5 separate regions of the Homo sapiens genome follow, and regions 1, 3, 4 and 5 are each linked to region 2. A link is an interaction called in ENCODE POLR2A ChIA-PET data of the cell type or tissue named here. Cell type or tissue: GM12878. All regions are shown on one strand.

Region 1 (5,000 bases), 110 kb after region 2:
CCCGCCCCATCCTGCAGCGTGGAGATCTCCAACCCCATCTCAGCCCGGCTATCAGGAGGCCTGAATGAGTTTTGGCAAGTGGGAAAGTTTGTTCGCTGTAGGGTGCTGTCCACACAGGAGGGGGCTTTTATTAAGCTATCATTACTCTCTGCATCCCCTGCCTTTGAAAGACCTGCTTCCCTGAGCCCACCACACCGGCTTTCTTCCCTTGCCCTGGACTCCCCTCCCCTGATCCTTCTCTTCTCAGTCCTTTGAATCTTCCCTCTCTCACTGACTCTGTCTTGCCTTTCTGAGACTCTCTCTCTCTCTCCCCCACTCCCCCCTCACCCCCTCAATCTCCATATCCCTCTGCTCTATCTGCATCTCTATCTCCGTCTGATTTGGGTCTTTTGCCTTTGGGCCCTCTGCAGTTTCACTTCCAGCCAACACAGCTCACCGCCTAGTCTGTGTGCTGCCCCACATCTGCTGTCCAAGCCAGGTCTGGCTGGGGTCGGGAGGACTGGCCTCAACTCTCAGGCCCACAGCAGCTGCTGGGTTCAAAGCTCGCCCACCCACCCACCCCTCCAAGAACAGAGATGGCAACTACCCCAATCCTTCCTGGTTCCCAGGCAGGCCCAGAGTCCCAGACTTTTTTTTTTTTTTTTTTTTTTTGTTTCGTTCTTGTTGCCCAGGCTGGAGTGCAATGGTGCAATCTCCACTCAGTGTAACCTCTGTTCAAGTGATTCTCCTGCCTCAGCCTCTCAATTAGCTGGGATTACAGGCATGTGCCACCACGCCCAGCTAATTTTTTGTATTTTTAGTAGCAATGGGGTTTCACCATGTTGGTCAGGCTGGTCTCGAACTCCTGACCTCAGGTGATCCACCTGCCTCAGCCTCACAAAGTGCTGGGATTATAGGCATGAACCACCATGCCTGGCCCCAGACTGTTTGTTTACTATAGTAGTGTGGAGAGGTTCTGCAGCAATACAACTGTATCACTCTAAAAGCTTGGTGCTGGCTGGAGGCCAGCAGCCCCTCAGCATCATGGGCAGGCTGCCAGGCAACAAGGCCCTGCCCCTGGAGCAGTGCAAAGCCCTGGCCCTGCTCACCTGGCGACCACATTGGCACACTCCACAGCTGGGACTGAAGGTCATAGGCCTGGTGCAGCAGGAGTGGCAGCAGCATGCAAGATTCCCCACTAACCAGGGTGCCCAAGCCAGGCAGCTGCTGCCAACCCCACAGCCAACACAGAGCCCCTCCTCTTGGCTCTACAGAGATGGAGGGACTTCACTTCACAAGGAGCTCTCTACAAACCTGGTGAGGAGAGGAAATGCACAAACAGAGGGGTCATAAAAGCATAAACACTGACGAGCTCCCAGCACACTTACTCCACAAGCATAACTGAGCTGGTGGCTGCATCAGGCAAGCAGTCAGTGGGTGGGTGGGTGGGTGGATGGATGGATGGATGGAGAGAAGGAAGGAAGGAAGGAAGGAAGGAAGGAAGGAAGGAAGGAAGGAAGGAAGGCAGGCAGGCAGGCAGGCAGGCAGGCAGGATGGATTATGGATGGTTGGATAGATGGATAGACGGATGAATGGAATGACAGATGGAGCCATGGTTTCCAGGTTAGCGTAGCCCATCATACAAGACCTTCCTTTTCCTTCACCCCACCCAGAAAACCCCCTTTTTCCAGGTTTATTTATTCACCAAAGTCTATTGGAACTGTCAGATCTGTTCCACGGCCTCTGAATTTTGAGCAATTTTCTATTTAATCTTTTCTGCCCCTTTTCCTCCGGAAGAGGGTGAGGAGCCCAGGTCATGGGCACAAGCTGGGTGCACAGGCACAGGTGGGCAGTTAGGAACTGAAAAGTCTGCCCTGGCTGAGGCCCTGTGAGCTGATCATCGTAAGGAAAGGACAGAGTCAGCCGGGCACAGTGTGAACCGCCCTGCTGCCTCCAGCAGAGTTAGTGAAACCACAGGGAGTGTTCGGGGACTGCCCCATCAGAAAATGGAAGTTTTTCTTTTCTCCCTGCCAGCAGTCTCAGCCCTGAACTGGAACGTGGCTCCCTAGGCAGAGTCCAAAAACAGGGCTTAAGCTACACAAATGGGTTGGAGGGAGGCCAGGAGCTGAGTGGTAGAGAAGGAACAGAGAAGGTACAACTGGAAGCCCCCTGGGAGGGGATGTTCTGAGGCAGGCCTGACTGGAGAGCACCCTTTCTAGCCTGTCACTGGGTGGCTCCCAGGAGGCTAACAGCCTGCGCTTAGGCAGGGCCCAGTCAGGACGGGAAAGACCCTGCAGCAGTCATGTTCTCAGAACTGCCCCACCTCACCCACTGTGGAGATCCTGGTCTTCCTGGGTGGCACATACTGGGTACCTGAGGTGGCTGGGAGATGGGAAGAAGGTAGAGGAAACAGAGGAGGACCAGCTGTCTCCCCAGACTTCCCCAACTCAATGTGGTGCTGTGAAGACTAAATGAGATAATATACATAAAGTGCTTAGAAGCAGTGAGCACCAAATAAGTGTTAGCCACTGGCATCTAGGATAGTGCCTGGCACAAAGCAGGCACTAAATGTTTGTTGAAGGAATAAATGAATCCTGCCCCCACTTAGCTCCTCTACATCAAATACTGGAGAATTGGAGTCAATATTGTCTCTACAGCTACTGTGGAAAGTGGATGTACACATTAAGTTCATTCCCACCGCAGGGCCTTTGCACTTGCTGTTCCCTCTGCCAGGAGTGATTTCCCACACATTTTCACATGGTTCAGGCTCTCACCTGATTTAGATCTCTGCAGCTGGAAATAAGAAAGGGCTCTGACCATTGCCTGCTGGGAGAGCTCCCCACTTCCCAAAGTTGTCTCTCCTTCTCTAGTCCAGGACCCTCACCAAGTCCATAAACACACACACACACACACATACACACACACACGTATATCCAGGCCATCCTGACTAGACAGCCTCAGTGTCCCTACCCTATCCAGGGCTGGGCCTTGAGCCAACAGAGGATCTGGCCTGGCAGGTGGTCCCACCCATCTGCTGATGGCTGTCAGTGTCCCTGCATGACAAGGGCTCACTCAACTCACAGCAGAGGTCATGCTCTGTTCCCAACCGTCTGCCCTCCCAATTGGCCTTGGCAAAAACCACAGTACCATGCAAACACGAGGGTGCAATGAACCAGGATTTAAGAATCCTTGCTGTACCACTTAAGAAAAAAACACTTTTACTGAGCACTTACTGTGTGCCAGCCACCATGCTAAGCTGTCCACACACTTGAGCCCATTTAACTCACAAAAACTAAATGATCTTGGTTTTATCCTTATTTTACACCTAGCTGAGGCAGAATAAACTGGTCAAGTGCTTGGGCTCTGGAATGAAACAGAGCTGGGTTCAAATCTAGACTCCTCCACTTACTTGCTGTGTGACCTTGGGCAAGTTACTACAGCTCTCTGATCCCTGCTTCTCCCCTGTAATGAGGAGACATGACATTAACTGCCTGTCTGGGCTCTTGTGAGGATTAAAGGAGATAATGGGTGTAAGTACCGCATGGTGCCAAGCACAGAGCCTCCACCAAGGTCGGGGTCTGCCCTTCCCTCCTTATCTCACCAGTTCTCCTGCCAAAGTTTACAGGCTAGGACTGATCTTCTCCACAGTTCCAGACACAGGGCTGGGCACTGCCAGCACACAGAAAATTCTTGCTGATTGGCAGATTTTCTCAATTCCTGTCCCAGGCCTTGATTGCAGAGAGCACTCCCTTTCTCAGAGCTTCTAAGCAGAGGATTCCTGCCCTGGGCAGCCCCGGGGGGCAGGCACTCTGCAGAGACAGCCTCTGAGCTCTGCCTTGTTTGGAAGCCTTTCCCACCACCATGAGTCCTAGAACCTGAGCTTGTCCTGGCTCCCTGGGTCTGAGTTCCCACCCAGAAAATGTGGCCGCCACCCAGGCTCCTCCAAGACCATGGCCAACTGTGGGCCCACAGTCACTCACCCCAGTGCCTGGAGCCCTGACCTGCCCCCAGTCCCTTGGCTGGACCCTGCCACATGCTAACAGACATCCCCGACTCACACCAGCTGCCCAAATCACGCTAGAATAACAGGCTCCAGGCTGCTCACCACGCCCTCTATGGCTGCCAGCCACTACCTATGGCTGCCAGCCACTACCCATGGCTGTCACTTTCAGGCCACCCGAGAACCCCCACATGCTCACACGGAGCCTGCAGCCACATTGATGCCAGCCATGCCCTTGCAGGGCCCAGAAGCCTGGCAGAAAAATCACACAGGCACTTTGACATTAATCAAAGACACTCATAAATAAATATGTGTAAATTGTATGCAAACCAAGGTAGGAATTTACATCTTTCTCTGCTGAGTCAGCATCTCAAGGCACCAGGGAGGCTGCCTGTAGCTCAGGAGGTTTGGGACAAGAACCCTCAGCATCTAGGGGTCCATTGAACAGTCCCAAATTCATCACCTGAAGTTCTAGAACTTCCAAGTTTGAAGAAACAGCGATTTACTGACTGCCTGCCACACATCATGCATTCTCCTACATACTAGCTACTACAGGTATGAAATGAGATAGCATGTAAAGTGCTTAGAAGTGCTTACTGCTGGCACCTATAAGAACCCAATATATGTGAGCTATGATTAATATCCTCCAATTTAACCCTCACAATGACAATAATCATTAGTAAAACTACCATTAATATTATCAGCAATAATTACTATCATCGATAGGGTGCTTCCTATGCCACAAGCTCTCCATGAGTAGCAGACAGTGCTGGCGCTCCACCCCCATTCCTCCAGGCCCTACCATTTCAGTGTACTCTAGCCTGACTTCAAATTGCCTGCAGCTGCATCCTTGCCTGAGGGCTTCTTCTGGTCTCCAGGAGCCTGCTCTGCCCTCCCAAGGCAGGCTCAGAGTGCTAGAGAATTAACCTTCACCCCAACCCCCAGAATGACTGACATGACAGTAGATAAATGACCTGGCTTCCTCATCTAGCAAGTGGGGTAACTCTCAGAAGTGTGTTCA
Region 2 (5,000 bases):
GGAAGGAGATGGGGATTGTGTCCCCCCATACACACACACACCACTACCACTGTGATCTACTGAACTAGCAGTGTTTTCCTGGTGTTCAGGAACTGGTGTGTTTAGAAAGCACCCCATGAGAGCCACCAGTGTGAAGTGAGAAGGGGATGGAGGGGCTCAGAGCCCCACTGGGCAGGCTGTGAGCGGCAGAGGCGGCACCATCACAGGGCACCTTCTGCGCTTCCCTCCCTCCTCTCTGGGGCTACCGCCAGCATCCGCTCTCTGCCCATAACAGCCTTTCAGTGTGTGAGGAAGAAAACAGGCCCCGCATGCATCTCCAGGCTAAGCTGCCTCGGCTCTGCCTCATGGGACAATATTTGCAGTCCCCTCGCTGACCCCAGCTCCCAGCCACTGTCCTCCAAATGAGCCCCATCTGCCAGCATTGCATAAAATATGGGTCACAGTGGAATCGGCTCAGTGTGGGACCAGAATTGCAGGTCATGGGCTGCCCCAAGCATCTTGGGAGAGACTGCCTGTCCTCCCTCCCTCTTGCCTGCCCCAGACTCAGGCCAAGCGACCTTCTTGGACTCTATATCGGGAAAGGGGTGGCACCATCCCAATGACATGAAAAATGTCCCCAAATGGCATAACAATAATAGCTACCGTGTGTTTAATACTTCCTGTGTACCAGGCATTTGACTGATGACTTTGCACACATAATCTTATTTTGTCTTTACTACAATAGAGGTAGTGTTATTTTCACTTTGCAGATGAGGAAACTGAGGCCTAGAGTGGCTGGATAACCATCTTAAAGTCATACACACAGGAAGAAACAGAGACAGGCCTTGAACCTCGGCCTTTCTCAGCCCAAGGCTGTGATCTTAACCACAGCTCTACACTGCCCATAGGATTTTCATAAAGCGACAGAATCCAGCTGCCTATGTGTTCCCCTCTCAGTGACACTAGGGAATGGGAGCTCCAGAGTCACCACATGAAGACCAGAGCTCCTCCAGAATCCTATGAAGAGATGAAGCATCCCTAATCACTGGAACGTGACCAGTCTACATCTACTACCTACACCCAGGATCATGCCATTTCACTTTCTGAGCTCCCTGTGGTGTGATCAGAAACCATGGGCTATGTCAAGCCTGGTAAATGGAACTTGGGTAGTAAGATGAGAAGAAATTCAGTGATGGAAAACCCCTAGAAGGCACCCAATCTAACCCCTTCATTACACAGAGAAACCCATACCTAGTAAAGGGAAGAGGCTTTTTGGTACCACCAAGCTTAGAGCTGCAAATGGAAAATGGATTTCATCTCATATACCAACTCTGACCAGTTGGCTGGCTTTGAGCATTGTATTAAGAATTCTAGGGCCATATTTGGGTTCAGTGGGAAGGAATGCTGTAGTTAACCAGCAATGCTCACCATGGTTTCTAGAAGTAATGGTAGCAAGCATGCCAACCCAAGACTGGGTCTCAGGTCTCCTGAATGCAAGTCCAGTGCCACACAGGCACGAGCACTTTAGTCAATTACGAAACACTCTAGAAAAACCTATTCAAGAAAATTATGAAACAAAAGCGTCACGAAGTGTCTCAGTGGTTTTCTTAGGCACAACATATTTGGTTGCAAGGAACAGAAACCCACTCAAGTTAGCTTAAGTAAATGATAATTAATTGTCAGGATATCACAGGCAATTTCACAGATGCTCAAGGACAGGAAACAGCACATCTAGCCCACAGGAGCCCAGAAGTGGAATTGAAACCTCAGGAACAGACGCCATTCTCTTTACCTCTTAAAGCTGCATGTGGCAGAAAATGTTGGCTACCTATACAATAGCTATACCTCGTCCTTCTTCCTTGCTAACAGAATGCAGAGTTTGCTCAGATATCAGGCTATAAAGAGACCAGCCCAAGGGAGCATCATGACTCGTCTAAATCAGCCTTGATAATCCTATTCTCCTTTGTCAATGATTGGTGTATCCCAGTTCTGGGCAATGACGTAGAAGGAAAAGTCTGTATGGAGCTTAGTGGAAGAAGGAGACACATGGAGAAGCTTATCCTTCCCTTCCAGCTTTAGATGTGGCCACATGAGGTTGTTTCCATGTGATCGGTCCAGATTGGTGAGGTGTATCCCCCTGCTCCAATCATCCGTGAGTAGCTCTGAGATCACCTGCTACAGTTGGCTGACCAAGACGAGATCACTCACATTCTGAGGGTAGTAAAGTGAAAAGCTGACAAGAAACTTGATGAGACTTGAACCACCAGCTACAGCTTTCCTGGATTTGCCCCATCTTCTCATATCCCTCTTAAGTGAGAAAATAAGTGGGCATATCATTTAAACCTTTTTCGGTGGTACTGAAAAGCCTCTTCCCTTCTCTAGGTATGGGTTTCCTTGTGTAATGAAGGGGTTGGATTGGGCAATTTCTAGGGGTTTTCCATCACTGAGTTTCTTCTCATCTTACTAAACCTTTTTTAGTTTAGTCAGTTCTGCTTCTTCTTTTTTTTTTTTTTCTGAGACAGTCTCACTCTGTCGCCCAGGCTAGAGTGCAGTGGCATAAGCTCGACCCACTGCAACCTCTGCCTCCCAGGTTCAAGTGATTCTCATGCCTCAGCCTCCTGAGTAGCTGTGACTACAGGTGCCTGCCACCATGCCTGGCTATTTTTAATTTATTTTTAGTAGAGACAGGGTTTCACCATGTTGACCAGGCTGGTCTCGAACTCCTGACCTCAAGTGATCGCCTGCCTCGGCCTCCCAGAGTGCTGGGATCACAGGCGTGAGCCACCGCGCCCAGCCTAATTCTGCTCCTTGACACTACAATATCCTCCATATTTTATTTCATCCTCTCCATGCTTTAAAGTCCTCAACTGTAAAATGTGTAATAATAAAATTGTTCTAAGGATTAAAGGAAATGGTGTATATAAAGCACCTTAAAGGAAATGGTGTATATAAAGTGCCTTGCACAATTGTTAACAAGCTTCACCAGTTACCCTTAGAAATCATTATTATTTGTGCTAGCTGAGGTCCAAGATGGCCACCATCAATTCCTTCCCTGCCTGTAACACTGCCATTTTCCCCACCGAGAGGTGGAGTCTATGTTTCCCACCCCTTAAGTCTAGGGTAGTCTATGACTGCTTGGACAAACAGAACAGGGTAGAATTGATATTATGCCAGTTCCAGGCCTAGCCCTTAAGAAGACTGGCCATTTTTGCTCCCCTTCTCTTCAGACACTTGCTGTTAGGACACTTCTACTTAGAACCCAACTACCATGCGGTAAGAAGCCCAAGCCACGTGGAGAGGCCATTTGTAGCTACTCTGGAAACAGCCCTAGCAGAGTTCCCTGACTATAGACAGTGTCAATTGCTATGATTGGCATCCATCCCAGCTGGGCTTGCAGATGACACCAGCCCCAGCCATAGTCTGATTGTAACAGTATGAGTGACCACAAATGAGAAGGACCTAGCCAATTCTAGTCAACCCACAGAACATGAGAGATAATAATAAATTGTTGTTATAAGCCACTAAGTTTTGGGCTGGTCTGTTATACAGCAAGAGACAACCAAAACATTATTCATATATTTATTATGTCTGTTTCTCTGCATTCCCCCATAACTCTGACTTGCATGTGAAGGGGAGTGTGTCCCAGGAGCAGGTGGATAAGTTGGAGCATCTACTTTGGCCCCAACTCTACATGACTATTCCATTCTAGTGCCCAATACCATCTTACTGATTTAGTCCCTGTGTCTATGTTCCAAATGCTAAAAGAATAAGTCTGATTGGTCAAGTGGAGCTAGGCGCTCACCCCTAGTAAAACCATTTGTGATCAAGAAAAAAGGTCATGTGCTCCTTAGTACTGTATGGAGTGGGGGTGGGAGGATTGTAGGTACAGAAGAAATAGTATGTGTCTCTTGCAAGATATCTCTCAATTCATCTATTTTATGTTGGTTTTTTTCTCAAGCACAACCTAATTATCAAGGTGGCTTCAGGAGCTTCAGCCACTACATGCTCTCAGGTTCAAGTATATGAAAGAGAACCACACTGTTTTCTGGTAGCTCCTCCCAAAGTCCTGGGATTCACCATGAACAAATTTGCAATCAAGGAGAAGAGATGATCTGATTGGGGAGGCCTGGACTATAGACTCTACTTGTGGAATCTAGAGCCATTTCCATGCAAGGGTGAATGGATGTTGGTGTGTGCATGTCACAGGGGAGAGTACAGGAAGCTAAATAACAAATCCCCACCACGCTCACCAAATACACATGGGAATTCCCAGAAACTTCAAGGGGAGAGGGGGTGTTCTGAGCAATGAATACTATTCTGATCAAAGGAAGGCATAGCTCATTGGTAAACAAGAGATGGCTATCTCCTTAACCTCTTAGTCTTAGGCAAGCATCACCAGTCTCTCTGAGTGTTCTCTTTTCTAGGATAGACAGTTCTGGCTTCTTCTACCCTTCCTCGTAGATCTTAATCACACAGGATCATGGTGGCCAGGCCAGTGGCCACCCCTATGAGGGGCCGTGCTGCCTGGACACCTCTTCAACACTAATTATAGCAAAATAATATCTCTAGAAATCCATACCATCACAGTCAGGCCCACTTGGGGTAAGTTGGAGGCAAGTCTCTATTTTCTTAAGCCATACCCTTAAACTTTTGTACTTCTAGCTATTTCTCTTTCCCTCGGGGTCCTATTTCTATTAGCATTTCTACTGGTTATAACTGCCCTCCAATAAGGCCAGGTGGAAGGCTTGTCTCCTTAAGAATGACAATTATGTTGCATGAGGTGAAAAGGCATTCTCAGTCCCAGGATGGCTCTGTGGTTTTCTGCCTTGCCCAAAGCAGCCATTTTGGAGGGGGTGGGGAGAAGTGGGCATCAGAAACCCAAACTCTGTCTGGGCCTCCGAGCCATCCATCAGGGGCTGATAGTCTCTTCATTGGTGGCCCAGGGCCAGGGCAGTGAGTGGCTTATTTCTACTGCATTACAGTTTGAGCCCATATGCAAACCAGAAGACTATGTCTATAAA
Region 3 (5,000 bases), 120 kb after region 2:
TAAAGCAGAGATGGTGGACATTCCCAGGAGAGGGAACCATGTGTGTGGAGATAAGGGGTCTCGGAGGGCCCCGTGTGTTTGCAGGAACAGAGCTCAGTGTTGCTGGATTCAGAGGGTCAGCAGAGACAGGATTACCAGGGACTTTGGGCCTGATGATGTACATAACAGGGAGCAATAGAAGTGTTCTCAGGAAAATTAGCCAGGTGTGGTGGTGGGTGCCTGTAGTCCCAGCTACCCGGGAGGCTGAGGCAGGAGAATAGCTTGAACCCGGGAGGCGGAGGTTGCAGTGAGCCAAGATTGCACCACTGCACTCCAGCCTGGGCAACAGCGTGAGACTCTGTCTCAAAAAATAAATAAATAAATAAATAAATAAATAAATAAATAAATAAATAGAAGGGTTCTCAGGAGCCAAGTGCAAAGTGACATGTCCAAATTGTGTCTTAGTGGGAACACTGTGACCTGACTCAAGTACCTAGATGAGGGATTGGAGAAAGGGAGAATCATCCTAGACCGGTCACTGGATTTTATAACCTATCGATCCCCTCATGCGTTCTTTTGACTTTGGTTTCCCAGAGCCACTGGGGTTGTAGGCTTTGTCCAGTGCTCGAGGTACCCAGAGCAACCAGGCCAATGGACCTACAATTGAAGGTAAACTGAGGCATTCCACCTAAGATCCCGTTCCTCGGTAGAAAGGAGAACAGGGACATGAGCCCTGCACACACTCTGTGTTCAGCCACAAACCAAAGTTGAGGCTCAGGGGTGATTTTATCTGCAATGACAAGTCCATCCCCAGGCTCAGACAGGTATTGTTCCAGGCCCAGCAGACGTCCCCAAGTTAAACACACATCCAGGGCTCAAACAGACATTGCCCCCAGGCCAGGAAGATGATGTACCAGGCCCAGACAGATGTTGTGCCAGGTTCAAACACATGTCCTGAGCTCAGACAGAAGCTGTCCCAGGGCCAGATAATGTGCTGGGCTCAGCCAGGTGTCCCAGCCTCAAACAGATGTTGTCCCTAGCCTAGGCAGATGCTACCCTAAGCTCAGACAGATGTCTGCCACGAGAGATATATAAAGATGCTGAGAGGTCCCTGGGAAAATATAATTCCTAAATCCTCCTTCACCACTTCCACCCTCCACCTGCTACCCCCCAAGAAAGCTGAGAAAGGTCAGCAATGAGCCCAGACAACTCTCCCCAGACCTTCCCACCTTGCAAAAGCCAAGTAGTTGTATCATTCCATTCTTCCCCCTGACTACAAGCTAGACTACTACATTGGAGGCGTGGGGAGACATACAGTGGGATGATGAACGAGGCACATGTACAGGAGTACAGGGCACCTGTGCCATCTGGGGAGTAGCAAACGGTGATGCCCAGGCTAGCCAAGCTGACCCTATATTGGGAGAGGGAGGTGGGGGTGGTTAGAGGAAAATGTGGGTTGATGTAAGGACCAGGCCCATTAAATCCCACCTCAAACCTCACACTCTGTGACTAGAGGGGAAGGGAAAGTCCTGTGACCTCATCCCCGTACACACATGCTCTGCTCAACACCCAGGGAATATGATTACTGGGTCATGTGAAGGTAATTACTACTCCAAAGCTGGGCTGCATTAAGCTAGGGAGAAGGAGAGGAATAAGGAGGCTGATCCAGTGTGAACAGAGAATGGGGAGATGGTCCCATTTATCAGCTTGATCCTGGCTGGAAGAATAAGCTTCCTTCCCCAAGATCCCCCACAGGAGCGTCCAGGAACTGACAGCTTCCTGATAGGAGCGGCCACATCACTCTTATCCCTATTGGAAGCTAGAATTATGTGTACTGTGGCTATGCAGAGGTCAGGTTTCAGGAACTGCGGGTTTTGGAGGTTCCTGAGCCATGGGGTGGAGGCAGCCACTATACCTGAGACTGGGGAGTAAGAGGTGTTAACAGTGAGAGCCTGACCTCCCTATCTGCCCTAAGAGGTCTCCCACTTGGGCTCAGACTGAGTCTCTTCAAGAGGAGAGCTCCCCAAGCCACCAGGCAGCTAGCTCATGAATATGCAAATCAACCTTGAGCCACACCCCCCCAGCAGGTGCTGGTTGGGACTGCCCTCCTGTTCTACCTTCCTCCCCTAGGGAGCTACCCTGAGGCTGAGGAGGGTGAGATGTGGTCTCCCACCAGAGGGGAAGTACTCACACACACAATAAAACAGTATCCCAAAACACTCTCAAACGGAAGTACTGTCTGACACAATTACAAACCAAGTGTCTGACACTAATACAAACCAAGCAAAAGCACCCTAACACAAGCACATAAATGGGCATCTCTAAAGTAGAAACGTATGAATTCATGCAAGCATGCTAACATAAAGTCACCATATATACAAGCACACCAAGCCACCTACACACTATTATAAACATCATAACACATATAATCACAAGGGAACTGCCCTCCCTTCCTCCCACCCCACCCAAACTGCCTACTCCCACCCTTCAATTGGACTACAAAGTCAACCCAAGGCCCAGAAAGGTATCTCACTTTTCTAATGATGGTGACAAGGACTTAAATTATCATCCCCTGCTCCCACCCTATCCTGTGATGGTGAATTTTGCAGCCATCCGGATAAAAAGTATGTTTTAAAAAAAAGAAAGAAAGAAAGAAAGAAACTAAAGCCTAGCCCCAGCCTTTCAGAGTTGATTAATCCCCACTAATGATTTACCGATTTGCAGAGAGCGTGTTCTGCATAACCGGATTGTGGGCATTAACACCAGCTCAAAGGCTGACATTCTGCTAAAAATGAAAGTAAATTTCAAGAGCAATTGACCACCCCTAATTTGAATATTCTACTGACACTCTGGGAGGACCCCTACCCACACCCACAGCCTAGGGGCTGAGGCAGGAAAACAAAAATACAAGGAAAGATTCTTCCCAAAGAGATATTTCACCTTCTGTCCCTCCTTCCCTTCACCAAGACCTGAGATTAAATAAGTTAGATCGCTCCTTTCTCTTCTGCCAAAGGCAGCGACGGCCCTACTACTACTCCTCTCTTCTGCCTTGGGCTCTAAAGATTACAGGAAGGACAGAAGAACTGGACACCTGAAGGGGCTGAGCTTAGAGGGAGAGACGTAGGGGCTTTGAGGGCTCAGAAGGGTGAGCTCATCCTATGCGGGGAGAGCTTTAGGATGGTGGCAAGCACTACAAATCTGTCTAGATGGCACCCACCCTCGCCAAGGCAGTGGATCAATAAGATGACCCTGGCACCCTCCTAAGACTGGGAATTTATGACAGCTAGGACCCTGCCAGACTCTTCCAGTCAAAACCACATTGCAGCTCAGAATGCGCGGGCAGCAAGCCCCAGTGGGCGTGGTCCCTCCTGACACTCTTTAGCAAGAACTGGTTAGGGGAGCAGGCAGGTTCCACGCCTGCTCACACAGCCTCTTACCCACCCCAGATGGCCGGCCAGGGAGGGAAATCAAGCCACACTTTCCCTTTCCAAGTTTTCTTCAAGCAGTGATCTCACCCCCATCTTCTCAAGCAGCCAACAGAGACCATATTGCCCAACTTTCAGATGAGGATACAGAGGGTTAGGAGGCTGACACTGGCCCAAAATGAGGCCTGAGTCAGGGCCAAGATGGAACCCAGGACCCTTTACTGCCAAGCCAGGCCACTCTGAAAAGGCAAGATCCAGGGCATAAGGAGACTGCCAGGAGGGAAAGGAAGTGGCCCGCGAGTGCTGCCCCGGTCCAGCCAGCCTCAAAGACTCAAAGTCCATGCATGCGGGAGGCATCCTAAGATACACAGCCTGTCCGGCAGCACTTCCCATGGGCCCCATCTCTCCTCTTCATCTCTTAGCATTCCTGACTTGTGAGGAATCCAGGTGGAGCATCCTGGAGCCTGTCTTCCCCCAGCACTGAAAAGGCCTGAGGTCTGAAACTGCATCTGCTCTCAACCCATCCTGGACTCCTAACCAACTGACCAACTCACAGAAGAGAGCTCGGGGGCTCAGAGACCAAAGGGGGAAAGCAGCCAGACCCAGCTGCCTCCAGGAGACGCTGAGCAAGGCTCTTCCTCTTTCTCCTTCCCAAAGCTGTGCTCGGCGTGCCATTGTTAGGCCCCCTGACACCTGGGATGTGTGTCTGGAATACTGCCCTGTGTATGTGGCCGCCAGGGTGCTGATGACGACTGACTCGTGAGTATAGTTGTATTCTAGGTCCCACGTCTGTAACCCGGGGCTTTGCAGAAAGAGTATAAGGAGCTGGAGCTTGTGTAGCCTGTCCATCCCTGCAGAGCCTCCCTCCTACTCCCAGCCCCCCACAGCCCCCGGCTCAGAGACCCCCCACAGCGAGGGCCCCATCTGCTGGAGGCTCGGTGACCTGTGTCAAATGAGTAGGCGCTCGGTCACACTCCAGAGCCTGGAGGAGGCTGCTGTGCTCTGGGAAAGCCCAAGCAGCTCCTGCCTGGGGGCGGGCTGGGCAGAGGCCCCACTGGGGAGGGAGGCCCGGGAGACTCTGAAACTGGCGGCGGCCTGGCTGGGAGCTGCACTCCACAGAAAAGGAGAGTGGGAAAAAATATGAAAAGAAAAGCCTTGGGCCTAGCGCTGCAACCAAACCATGTGGACCAAACTCTGGGTTGGACACAGCCCTTTCCTCTGCTTTCTGATCCCCTGAGCGGATCTGTTATTTCTTACAGGGTGTGGGTAGATATGTCTGTGTGTCTCTGTGATGTGTGGGGTAAGCCTCTTTGTGCATCTGGGTGAGAGGGTGTGCATGGCTGGCTCCACGTGCTCTTGTGTGTGAGTATGATGGTATGCCTATGTGTGTGACTCGGCACACCAGCTGAGAGTCTCCATGTTTGTGGCCCCAAGAGCCTGTTAGGTTTCATGTATCTCTGTGTCAGCAAAGCAGTGCCTACTTCAGCCTATTTCAGCCTATGTGTGGGTTCTGTGTATCTCCCCATTTAGACACATGCCTGTATTTACCACTGGGTGTTGCTTTGTGTGACTATCAATATTCAGCCTAATGGTGCA
Region 4 (5,000 bases), 100 kb after region 2:
ATAGGAGGAGCTCAGTGCAAGCAGCCGACTCCCCACAGGGTCCAGCTGTTCAGGCTTGAGCTGTCACCCCTGCAGGCCCAGGCGTGATTTCTCCCTGCAGTTCACGCTCTCCAGGGTGCAGGCATGATTTACACAGCCATCGGGACAACTCCGAATTGGACTAAAACCTAATGACTGGAAACAAGACAAGTAATGAAATTCTACGCAGAAAATTTACAGGGGAGATTTATTAGGTGAGTTTTATTTATGATGCTGAGCACTTAGAGCTCTGGGGTGGGGTGTGGCATTGGACAAATAAATCCAGTCCACACGCTCCCAGCCCAGACATCACCTGCCCTGGCACCACCTCTGATCCACAGTCCTAGACTCCTGCTGGGTAGGAGACCTCTGCCCAGCCCCCCTGTGCCCACTGAACCCACAATCTTCCCAATCTCTTTCCTTTTTTGCCACCTTGTCCCTACACGGCCAGCCGCTCCAGGCCCTGGGTCTCTCCTGCATTGTTCTTGGGGCAGGTTGTGCCTGGAGGCTGGACCTCAGGAACATGGAGGGAAGGGGCTGGAAAACAGGAGCTCCAAGACTGGCCAGTCCACAGTTAGCACTTCAGGAGCCTGACCATGGAGTCAGTATTCCCTAAGGTGTGAGGGGCAGGCAGAGAGGGCAGCAGAAACCTGAGGACAAGGAAGATGCCATTCCAGACCAGCAGTGCCCTTAGGGCAGGACTTTCTTGTGGCCAGGACAGGGGAGCAGCTGGTAGGAGTCTAGAGGGGAAATGGAGGCAATTCTGCATTGCACCTGGGTCTACAAGAGGCCAAAGACCCAGTCAAGAGCTGCAAGACTGTTTTCGGCTACAGAAAACAGTCTCCCTCCTCTCGAAGCTGTCCCTCTCCTGCTCCTCATAGGGCAGAAGGAAAAGCTGTTGCTTCTCATAACCCTCCCCATGCCCACCCTACACCACCACTGCCACTAGCCCCTTCTTTCCCTCACTTGCCTCTCTTGACTCCAATAACTCCTTGACCGATTTTCTCCTCTGTTCTGCCCACCCCAACCACACTGACCCCCTTGATGTTGCTCAAACATGTCCAGCAAGTTCCTGCCCCAGGAACTTCACTCGGCCTAGAATGTTCTTCCCCCAGTAAACAGTATAGCTCACTCCCTCACTTCCTTAACTGGCACCTTCTCAGTGAAGTCCGACAGGCTCCTGACCAACCCATCAAAATCTCCCTGGACACTTTCTAGCCTCTTCCCTGCTTTATTTTTCCCCTGAGCACATATCCCTAAATGCTTTACCTTTTCATTCTTTATCTTGTTTATTAGATGTCTCCCCTACCAGAACATAAGCTTTGTCCAAGAGGACAAAGTTTCTGTCGGTTTTATTTACCACGATAAACCCCAGCTCCTGGAACAGGGACTGGCATATGAAAGGCACTCATCAAAATGTGCTGGAAGATGGAGCCCAGGCTCTGATAAGCACAGCTGCCCCTTACTGGGCATTGTGCACAGGCATGTGTGCCAGGTGCCAGGTGCTGTGCCACATGGTTACCCCCACTAGCGGCTCATTCAGCAAGTACTCTCTGCACTCATTCCTGGGCCAGGTACTGAAGGCACCAGAAGAATCACACCCAGATACTGAGCTCAAGCAGCTCCCAGTCTGGGGGGGCAGGAGAGACCTGGGCCCAGTAAGGACAATTCCAAGTGCATAGCTCCGGGGAGACAGCAAAGGAAGTCAGAGAGGCCCAAGTGCCAGGACAGTCACAGAGACTTGTAGGAGGCACCCACATGCAGCCCTTGCAGGGAGGCAGGGATGACATAGTATCTGTCAGCAGCAGCCATGGAGCCAGATAGGGGTCCCAGCTGGGTCCCAGCTCTGCCATTTACCAGCTGTGTGACCTCAAGTGTTCCTTAACCTCTCTGTGCCTCAGTTACCTCATCTGTAAACTGGAAATAATACTCACTAGATGACAGTGAAGATGAAGTGAATCTTGTAAAGCTCTTCCAACAGACCCAGAAAATAATTAACAAGCACGTAAGAAATGTTAGCCAATATCATGACTCCTCTTATTACATTATTGAAAAATAACAGGCAAGAGCGAAGAGGAAAGACTTCACAGGAGCAGTCTGGGAAGAGGTAAAAGATAGAAAAGGTATGGGCGTGGCAGAGCACAGTGGCTCATGCCTATAATCCCAGTGCTTTGGGAGCCCAAGGTGGGTGGATCACTTGAGCCCAGGAGTTCAAGACCAGCCTGGGCAACATGGCGAAACCCCATCTCTACAAAAAATACAAAAATTAGCTGGGTGTGGTGGTGCACACCTGTAGTCCTAGCCTCTCAGGAGGCTGAGGTGGGAGGATCGATTGAGCCCAGGAGGCAGAGGTTGCAGTGAGCCAAGATCGCACCACTGCACTTCTCCCCGCTGGGTGACAGAGCCAGACCTTGTCTCAAAAAAAAAAAAAAAAAAAAAAAAAGGTATAGGCATGTTCTAGATGAGATGCAGCAGAGCCTTCCATACTGGTCCAAGAGCTGTGCTACTAAATGTCTAACAACTGGCTCTAGGGGTGCAGAACCCTGATTTGTAGCATTTGCTGATTTTTGTAATGTAAATCCTCCCACCATGACCAATTTCAAACAACCAATGTGACATCACTGAACAAGAAGTTGGAAAGAGATGCACAGCTGGCACCTGCTATCCCCTACAGCCACCTCCAGCCTATGGGCCAGATCGAAGGGGCGGGCCCCTACCCACCCCACCCATCAGAGTCCCGGACATGGTGGCTCCATCTGTAACCTGCCTTTGGCCTCCAGGTTGGGCACTAGAAAGGAAAAAGATTAGGCGTGGGAGCGGGGGCAGGCAGAGGCCAGCTCAGATATGGCCTGAAGTCTATGTGTGGCTGGACCTCAGAGATCTCTTATCACAGCGGACCTTGGGAGCCAAGCACTCACTCTCTCATGCTCTCTCTCTCTCTCTTTCTCTCTCAAATACACACACACACACACACACACGCACATACATTCACACGTGCATACATGCACACACACACACACCCCTGAATCCTCAGCTCTGAGCCCCATGTGCCCTAGACATGGGCACTTCTGCCTCTGGGGAGGGCCAAGGTGACTTGAGCCATTGGTGTCCTAGATGGATTGAGTAACAGGGCCCTTCCCAGACCCCACGTTCCAACCTCCCATGTGATTTCCCTTTAGGAGGCCCTGGTCCCTTCCCGTGGGCTTGGATGGGGGAGGCTCTAGAAACCAACTTTAGAGACTTGGGGCCAACCCCCGCAGAGCTGCTCTACTGAGGGGGGAGGGACCCTAGAAGCTCCAGGGTTTGCCACCTTGCTCCCTCCCTCCCACCAGCCCTCCCCTGCAGGTTATCAGCGTGAAAACAGGAAGGCTGGCAGTGCTATTAATAATACATGAAGCCGAGCTCTGCCCCGATCAGGCGGGCAGAGGCGGAGAGGCAGCTCCAGCCCGCAAGGGAGGGAGACAGCCAGGCTGCTGGGGGCCTGCCTGGCTGGGCCTTGGGGCAGGGGAAGGGAGCCCCTCTCCTCCTTCTCCCATTTGCTTTGTGTGCACCCAACACTGAGGCCAGAGACTTGTGCTTCCTCTATTTGCTGTCGTTTCCCTTCTCATCCACTGCCTGCATCCCACAGAAGCTCCAGCCAATATAGAAAATCTTCTGGCCTGAGACACAGGACCTGGGTCCTGGAATGTGGGAACCCACAGAGGCCAGAGGAACAACCCAATCTTTGGTGTCAAACAGATCTGGGTCTGAATCCCAGTCTATGCCCTCCTGCTATGTGACTTCAGACAAATCACCTAACCTCTCTGAGCCTCAGCTTCTTCAACTGCAAAATCAGAGACTACTAAGAAAATAATGGGAATAAACAAAAGAATGGATGTGAAACCCCTAGCATAGAGCAGATGTTCAATAAATGGCAGCTGGCTATTATTATTTCTATACCTATGAACTTGGGCAAGTTTCTTCCTTCCCTGGACCTCGATCTCCCCCTCCATAAAAAGAGAGGATTGAGCTAGGTATCTCTAAGAGCTTCCCAAGTGCCAACGGGATTTTCATGACTACAGGATGAAAAACCCTAGGCCATGTATGTAATGTTACATAAGAGCTAATGTTCTGCCCGAGGGATTAGAGAGCACAGAGGCATTTGTTTTGGCTATGATGGACAGAAAAGTCCTCCCTGAGGAAGGGACATCTTAGCAGAAATCAGAATCAAGTGAGAGAGTGAACATATGGAGAGATGGCAAATCACTCCCTGCAAAGGGAACAGCAAGCAAAGGCCCTGGGGTGGAAATAAGCTTAGCAAGTTTAAGGAGTTACGGTGTGGCTAGAACATAGGAGCACGTGCTAGCCACACATGGCAGGAGGGAAGATCTGTAAGGAAGCAAGAGGGTGAATCACCTTCAAAGGGTCTGGAAGGCCATGGTAAGTAATTGGCTTTTATCTTGTGTCACAGGAGCTCGTAAAGGGTTGTGAGCAGATGGGCATGGCGGTGCACGCCTGTGGTACCAGGTACTTAGACGGCTGAGGCAGGAGGATCGATCACTTGAGCCCAGGAGTTCAGGGCTATAGGGTGCTATACTCCCGCCTGTGAATAGCCACTGCATGACAGCCTGGGCCACACAGTGAGACCTCCATCTCTTAAAAATAAGAAAAGTAGCCAGGAGCAGTGGCTTACGCCTGTAATTCCGGCACTTTGGGAGACTGAGGCGGGCAGATCACCTGATGTCAAGAGTTGGAGACCAGCTGACCAACATGGTAAAACCCCGTCTCTACTAAAAATACAAAAAATTAGCCAGGTATGGTGGCGTGCGCCTGTAATCCCAGCTACTTTGGTGGCTGAGACACGAGAATTGTTTGAACCTGGGAGGTGGAGGTTGCAGTGAGCTGAGATTGCGCCACTGCACTCCAGTCTGGGTGACAGAGTGAGACTCTGTCTCAAAAAAAAAAAGGAAGAAAGAAAAGTAATAATAATAAAGAGTTGTGAT
Region 5 (5,000 bases), 300 kb before region 2:
GGGGTGGCCTTTTAAGTGCAACCCTGTATGTACACGGGTGCTTTCCAGCATTCCCAGACCTTGCCTTGATAACACAATGTGATAACATTAAAGATATATGCTTGGGAAGTAAAACGTGCTGGTACCCCCATTCCCCAGAACAAGTATTTTCATTCTGGTATGTCCTTTCTAGCCCTTTGCCACATACAGACATGTTTTCTTGCATTTGCCAGTACAGTGGAAATATGATTTTGTGGCTTCATTTTGTATGTTGTTGCATAAATATTTTCCATATCTCTACATGGCCTTCATATTCCACATTTGTAAGACTTCATTGTGTTGATATGCCAGTCCCTTCCTGTTGAACATTTGGACTGCCCCCTCCCCAGCTTTTAAGAAAATAGAGTTTTAAAAAAACAAAAACGAAAACAAATCACATCCCACTTGTCACAACCACGGTTCCTATTCAGATGCAACCTGCAAGCCTTGGTGGTTACAGGCTGGCCAGACCTGGACCAGGCTAATGACTGGAGACGGGCTAAACAGATTCAGAGAAAAATATGTATAAAAGTGATCTGAGTACCTCGGTGTTTCCATGAAATACGAGATTAAGCGGTTTGCATGTGTGGCCTAAACTCTTCCAACTTCTAGTAATGTAATCAGGGTCACTGGTAGTTGAGTTAGTGAATCAGGAGACTCTGAGCTGCATGGAAAAGGAGGAAACTTTTGCCCAGTAGCAAACTAGAGTCAGAAAAGGAGAGGCCGGAGAGGCCAGCGAGAAACATTCTAAAGGGGAGGGAAAACGTTGCCAACAATTTTGCCTGGTATCTCAGAATGGTCATTTGGTGCTTTGGAGAAAACCCTTAAATGACACAGAAGTTTCCATCTAGTTGCATCCTGATTACCAAGCGACCCTCTGTGCAGAGCAGGGGCCCAGGTCCTGGAGAAATCCAGTCAGGAGAAAGAAGGCGCCTCCCTGTTTCCAGGGTGTTCTTCTGGAGGCCAAGGGAACAAGGACACACACGGAAAGATGCCGTGGGCCGGAGAGTAAAGCTCACTTGTCTCGCTGTGACTTCTTTATCTGAGGGCCTCCCACGTCCCGCTAAGCTCTGCGGGGTCTGGGGGAGGCTGGGGTAGCCCCAGAGCCACCATTGTGCCCGCGCAATTAAACAAGAATGCTCCGACTTGACAGTTCCACTGTGAAAGTTTTCAAATAGTGTTTGGAATGTTTACATAATTGTTGAAAAGAGGCTTTTTCAATGTACCTGTTTACACTCTTTCCTTTTGGAAATTCTTTCAGCAATCAGGCCGTGGAGGGCTCTCAGGCTGCACTTGCCGCCCTTGATTGCGGAGGGAGGAATGAAAGGCCCGTCAGTGAATCGCTGGGAAAACATTCCCTAACAAACGCCCTCTAATGAGGGGGCGCCGCTTTCGCTGCGGCTGCGGCGGTGGAGAGGGCGCGGGGAGCGGAGGGGCAGGGGCGCGGGCCGGGGGGAGGCCAGGCCCGGTTTTGTGGCGGCGCTCCTGGGTGGGGGGGGCGCGGACCCCGGGTCTTTGTGTGCAAATTTCCCACCGGGACCAAGCGACTTTCCACAATTTAATTAAGTGGCTTTAGAGTCCGGAGTTGGCCTAACAAGCTCCTGTTCATGAATGAAAGATTTGTCCGCAGCAGCGGGGGCCGGCTGAAAACAAAGTGGGCCGCAGTTACCCTGGATCCGGCCGGTTTCGCTGCTCCGCGGCCAGCCCCAGCCTCCCGGGAGCAGGAGAAGGCGGCTGCGGGGGCTGGCAGCGGTCCTTCTGGGACGCGTCTCACCTAGCTCGCAGCAAATATGCCATCCATATGCCCAGGATCACAACCGAATCAGCTCCATCAGGCCTGGCAAAGAGGCATTTAAATTGCTAATATTGCACTGGGGAACGACGACAGAACTGCCTGGGCTCAGCTCTGTGGGATCCACAGAGACAAACCTGGGGGTGGGGGTGGGGTGAGTTGGGGATGGGTTCGGAAAAAGTCCAAGTGAGAATCACTAGAAGCTGGCTATTAGGAGGGGCGAGAAGTGGGGATCCTTGGTAGAGAGATGCCAGGAGAAACCGTGGCAGAAATGCGCCCAGGGTGGAGCGCTGGTGCTGGTGGGCCACTCGGGCCCCTTTTCCATCCATTATTTCTGAAGAGAGGCCAGCTGGAGTTTCTACAAAGGCTGCTCTGCTCCAGGGAGGCATCCCCCCACTCCCCAGCACTCTTACCTTTGAACAAGACAGGTTTTCTAGAAAGACAAAAAATATTGGCTGGTTGGAAGAAGAGAGGGGCCAGCTGCCGCTGTGAAATGTTCCTCGTTTACAGTTGTTGAGTGTCCCTGCCCTTGGCTGTGGTCTGTCAAGCAGGTTTGGGATCAGGGGGTCTTTTGCAGCTACTTTCCAGTGGAGGGTTCAATGAGTGTTTTTCTCTGACTGTATTTTTAGAAAAAATTATGATGACAGTTGTTAGGTCTCAGGCAGGCAGGCAGGCAGCACATTCCATTACAAAGTTAGCATGAAATCAATATGTAAATAACCCTTTCTAACTGGCAGCTATTTTTGAAGGCAGAACGCACCGGATGTTGCAGGTTTGTTCCAGTTCACTTTAAATACCTCTCTGTTCTCAGAGCCTGTGAATGTGCTCACATTGAGAAGAGCCTTTTCCCCTTTTCACTTGATCTTTGCAGCGTCCCTGATAGTGGTAATGCCACCATGAGCTTTGTCCTCAAACCTCCTCCTCCATCATTTAAAAATCAGATTGACAAGACCCGCACCAGGCTGGGAGTGTTAGTTCCCCTTCGGCATGGTCATTTTTCAAAAGCACGGGTTGCTCCAGGAAGGGTACAGGCGGCAAAAGCCGTGGCCATCCGCGGAAAGAATTAAAGGAGCGAGAAAGCCCGAGAGGCTGCGATCAGGGTTGAATCAGAGATTCAGGCAGTCACTGCCAAAATGCATGGAAGTCATTGCCAAGACATAAAAGGTCAGAGGATACCAGCCGTGAGAAGAACCAGGTTAGAACCGTGACTGCAGCTGAACAGGAAGAAACAGGTCTCAAGGTACTCCTGAGTGAGCAAGGGCCTGAGACCGAAGGTCTTTGCATAGTTCCTTGTCAGTAGTGACAGTTTTCATTGTGGTTTAATTTTGAAACTAGCTGTGCTGTGTGTATCTGCATGAAAACAGAAATACTTCTAGAATGTTTAGTGTCAGTCATGGATGGCGCCACAATGCCTGGTGTGACATATGGGGTGTGCGTATGTGTACATGTGCTTATTTATTTCCTGAATTCAAAGGGGCAATGAAGTTCAAGCTGGGGCCTAATAGTAATGATTCCTACAGTTACTACTATTCTATGAGTTTTTATGCACTTGCAGTTCTACAGTCTTTTTTAAATAATTGAGTTGAAATCTGCTTTGCTGTAACGTATATACTATGGACTTAGACCCAAAACAAGGCTTCCTCTGCCATAGAATCATCTTCAAGACAGGTGGTGTCTCACTCAGAGATTTCTCTATTCCTAGATAAATAGTTCTTGTTCTTCAAAGATGGGAGTCCCCTCCCACAAGGAGACTCCATCGGGTCCATGTGTTGCCTCCATGTTCTTGCCATTTAGTGCATCTCTGGAATGAACCAGAAACAGATATTCCTCTTGAGGATTTTCAGTGTGATTTAACTGCAAAAGGACTGTCTCTCTGCCGGGAAGATGCATTTGGGGTGAGGCTTTAACTCTCCAAGTGCACAGAGCTCTGTCTTTTATTGCATGAAGGTGGTCAGATGAGGTAGAAATTTGACCTGTTCTTTCTGGGCCTGGAAGGCAGAGCTATGATCACCGAGGAAGGGGAAATATTACAGGGAAGTCATATTTCAGCTTAAAGGTGGCATGAAGAAGAATTTTCTAATGAAGAAGAAATGACATGCTTTGAGAGGTAGTGAGTGTCCTACAACCTGGAAGGATTCAGGCTGGGTAGAGGGTTTCACCAAAGGTAACTTCCAACTCTGGATCTGGTCATCCGTCCGCTTACGCATTTATTGATGCATGCTAGATGCAAGGGGCCATTCCGGGCTCTGAGAGGTTTCATCATAGAAATTAATAGAGAAGGAACTGATACTTTTTTAGATTGGGATAAAATACACACAACAAAATTTATCATCTTAACCATTTTAAATATACAGTTTAGTGGTATTATGTTCACAATGTCGTGCAAACGTCACCACTACCTTAGAACTCCTTTCATCTTGCAAAACTGAAACTGTATCCATTAAACACCTTCCCATTTCTCCCTATCCTCAGCTCCTGGCAACTACCATTCATTTTCTGTCTATAAATTTGACGACTCGAGATGCCTCATATAAGTGGAATATGAGGAATTATACAGTATTTTTCCTTTTGTGACTGCCTTATTTCACTTGGCGAATGCCCTCAAGGTTCATCCATGTTGTAGCATGTATCAGAATCGCCTTCCTTTTTAAGACTAACTCATGTTCCATTGTATGTATATATACCACATGTTGCTTATGCATTCATCTGTCAATGGACACTTGAGTTGCTTCCACTTTTTGGCTACCGAGAATCATGCTGCTGTGAATATGGATGTACAGATATATGTGCAAGACCCTGCTTTCAATTCTTTTGTGTATATACCCAGAAGTAGAATTACTGATCACATGATAATTCCTGTTAAATTTTCTGAGGAACCAGTATATTGTTTTCTATAGCAGCTTCATCATTTTACATTTCCACCAACAGGGCAAATTCTCTCCACATCCTCACCAGCACTTGTTATTTTCTGGAATTTTTTGACAGTCACTATTCTAATGTGTGTGAGGTGGTATCTTAGTGTGGTTTTGATTTGCATCTCTCTAATGATTAGTGATGTTGAGCATCCTTTCATGTGCTTATTGACCATTTGTGTATCTTCTTTAGAGAAATGTTTAGTCAAATCCTTTGCCCATTTTTTAATCAGGTTGGGTTTTTGGTTGTGGTTTAGTTATATATTCTGGATAGTAAC

Evidence for each region. ChIA-PET counts read pairs that join two places held together with the same protein. Peaks named below come from ENCODE experiments on the same cell type or tissue, not always from the same donor. Only the 100,000 strongest peaks of a DNase experiment are listed, where the experiment ranks them.
Region 1: POLR2A ChIA-PET joins it to region 2 with 8 read pairs; 2 of 35 experiments call an interaction of 5 or more read pairs at or near these places.
Region 3: POLR2A ChIA-PET joins it to region 2 with 6 read pairs; 2 of 35 experiments call an interaction of 5 or more read pairs at or near these places.
Region 4: POLR2A ChIA-PET joins it to region 2 with 7 read pairs; 2 of 35 experiments call an interaction of 5 or more read pairs at or near these places.
Region 5: POLR2A ChIA-PET joins it to region 2 with 6 read pairs; 1 of 35 experiments calls an interaction of 5 or more read pairs at or near these places.

Annotation. Positions count from the first base shown.
Region 1 is chr1:38,059,173-38,064,172 of GRCh38, reverse strand. All of the region lies in intron 1 of MIR3659HG (MIR3659 host gene), which reads right to left. Among named protein-coding and RNA genes, the nearest start is that of MIR3659HG, 15 kb to the right of the region's middle. RefSeq lists enhancers at 2,081-2,140, 2,371-2,460. In GM12878, a CTCF peak has its summit at 2,231; a DNase peak (open chromatin) is centred at 2,055; H3K27ac peaks cover 978 bases.
Region 2 is chr1:38,170,667-38,175,666 of GRCh38, reverse strand. All of the region lies in intron 2 of LOC105378654 (a long non-coding RNA gene), which reads right to left. Among named protein-coding and RNA genes, the nearest start is that of LINC02786, 32 kb to the right of the region's middle. RefSeq lists enhancers at 1,068-1,147, 1,819-1,868, 1,919-1,968, 1,979-2,028, 2,309-2,568. In GM12878, no CTCF peak of the experiment used is centred here; DNase peaks (open chromatin) are centred at 1,126, 1,696 and 2,266; H3K4me3 peaks cover 455 bases; H3K27ac peaks cover 2,053 bases.
Region 3 is chr1:38,050,353-38,055,352 of GRCh38, reverse strand. All of the region lies in intron 1 of MIR3659HG (MIR3659 host gene), which reads right to left. Among named protein-coding and RNA genes, the nearest start is that of MIR3659HG, 5.7 kb to the right of the region's middle. RefSeq lists a silencer at 1,925-1,984. In GM12878, a CTCF peak has its summit at 4,337 (motif pointing left); DNase peaks (open chromatin) are centred at 1,508 and 2,132.
Region 4 is chr1:38,066,803-38,071,802 of GRCh38, reverse strand. All of the region lies in intron 1 of MIR3659HG (MIR3659 host gene), which reads right to left. Among named protein-coding and RNA genes, the nearest start is that of MIR3659, 20 kb to the left of the region's middle. RefSeq lists an enhancer at 1-466. In GM12878, no CTCF peak of the experiment used is centred here; no DNase peak of the experiment used is centred here.
Region 5 is chr1:38,473,048-38,478,047 of GRCh38, reverse strand. LINC01685 (long intergenic non-protein coding RNA 1685) reads right to left here and starts at 2,852. Exons shown (of 3, transcript NR_146761.1): 1 at 2,224-2,852; 2 at 1,793-1,855; 3 at 1,564-1,661. The region is part of intron 2 of LOC105378657 (a long non-coding RNA gene); the gene reads left to right. RefSeq lists enhancers at 2,844-3,023, 3,304-3,413, 3,444-3,503. In GM12878, no CTCF peak of the experiment used is centred here; DNase peaks (open chromatin) are centred at 2,577, 3,117 and 3,433; H3K4me3 peaks cover 3,899 bases; H3K27ac peaks cover 4,010 bases.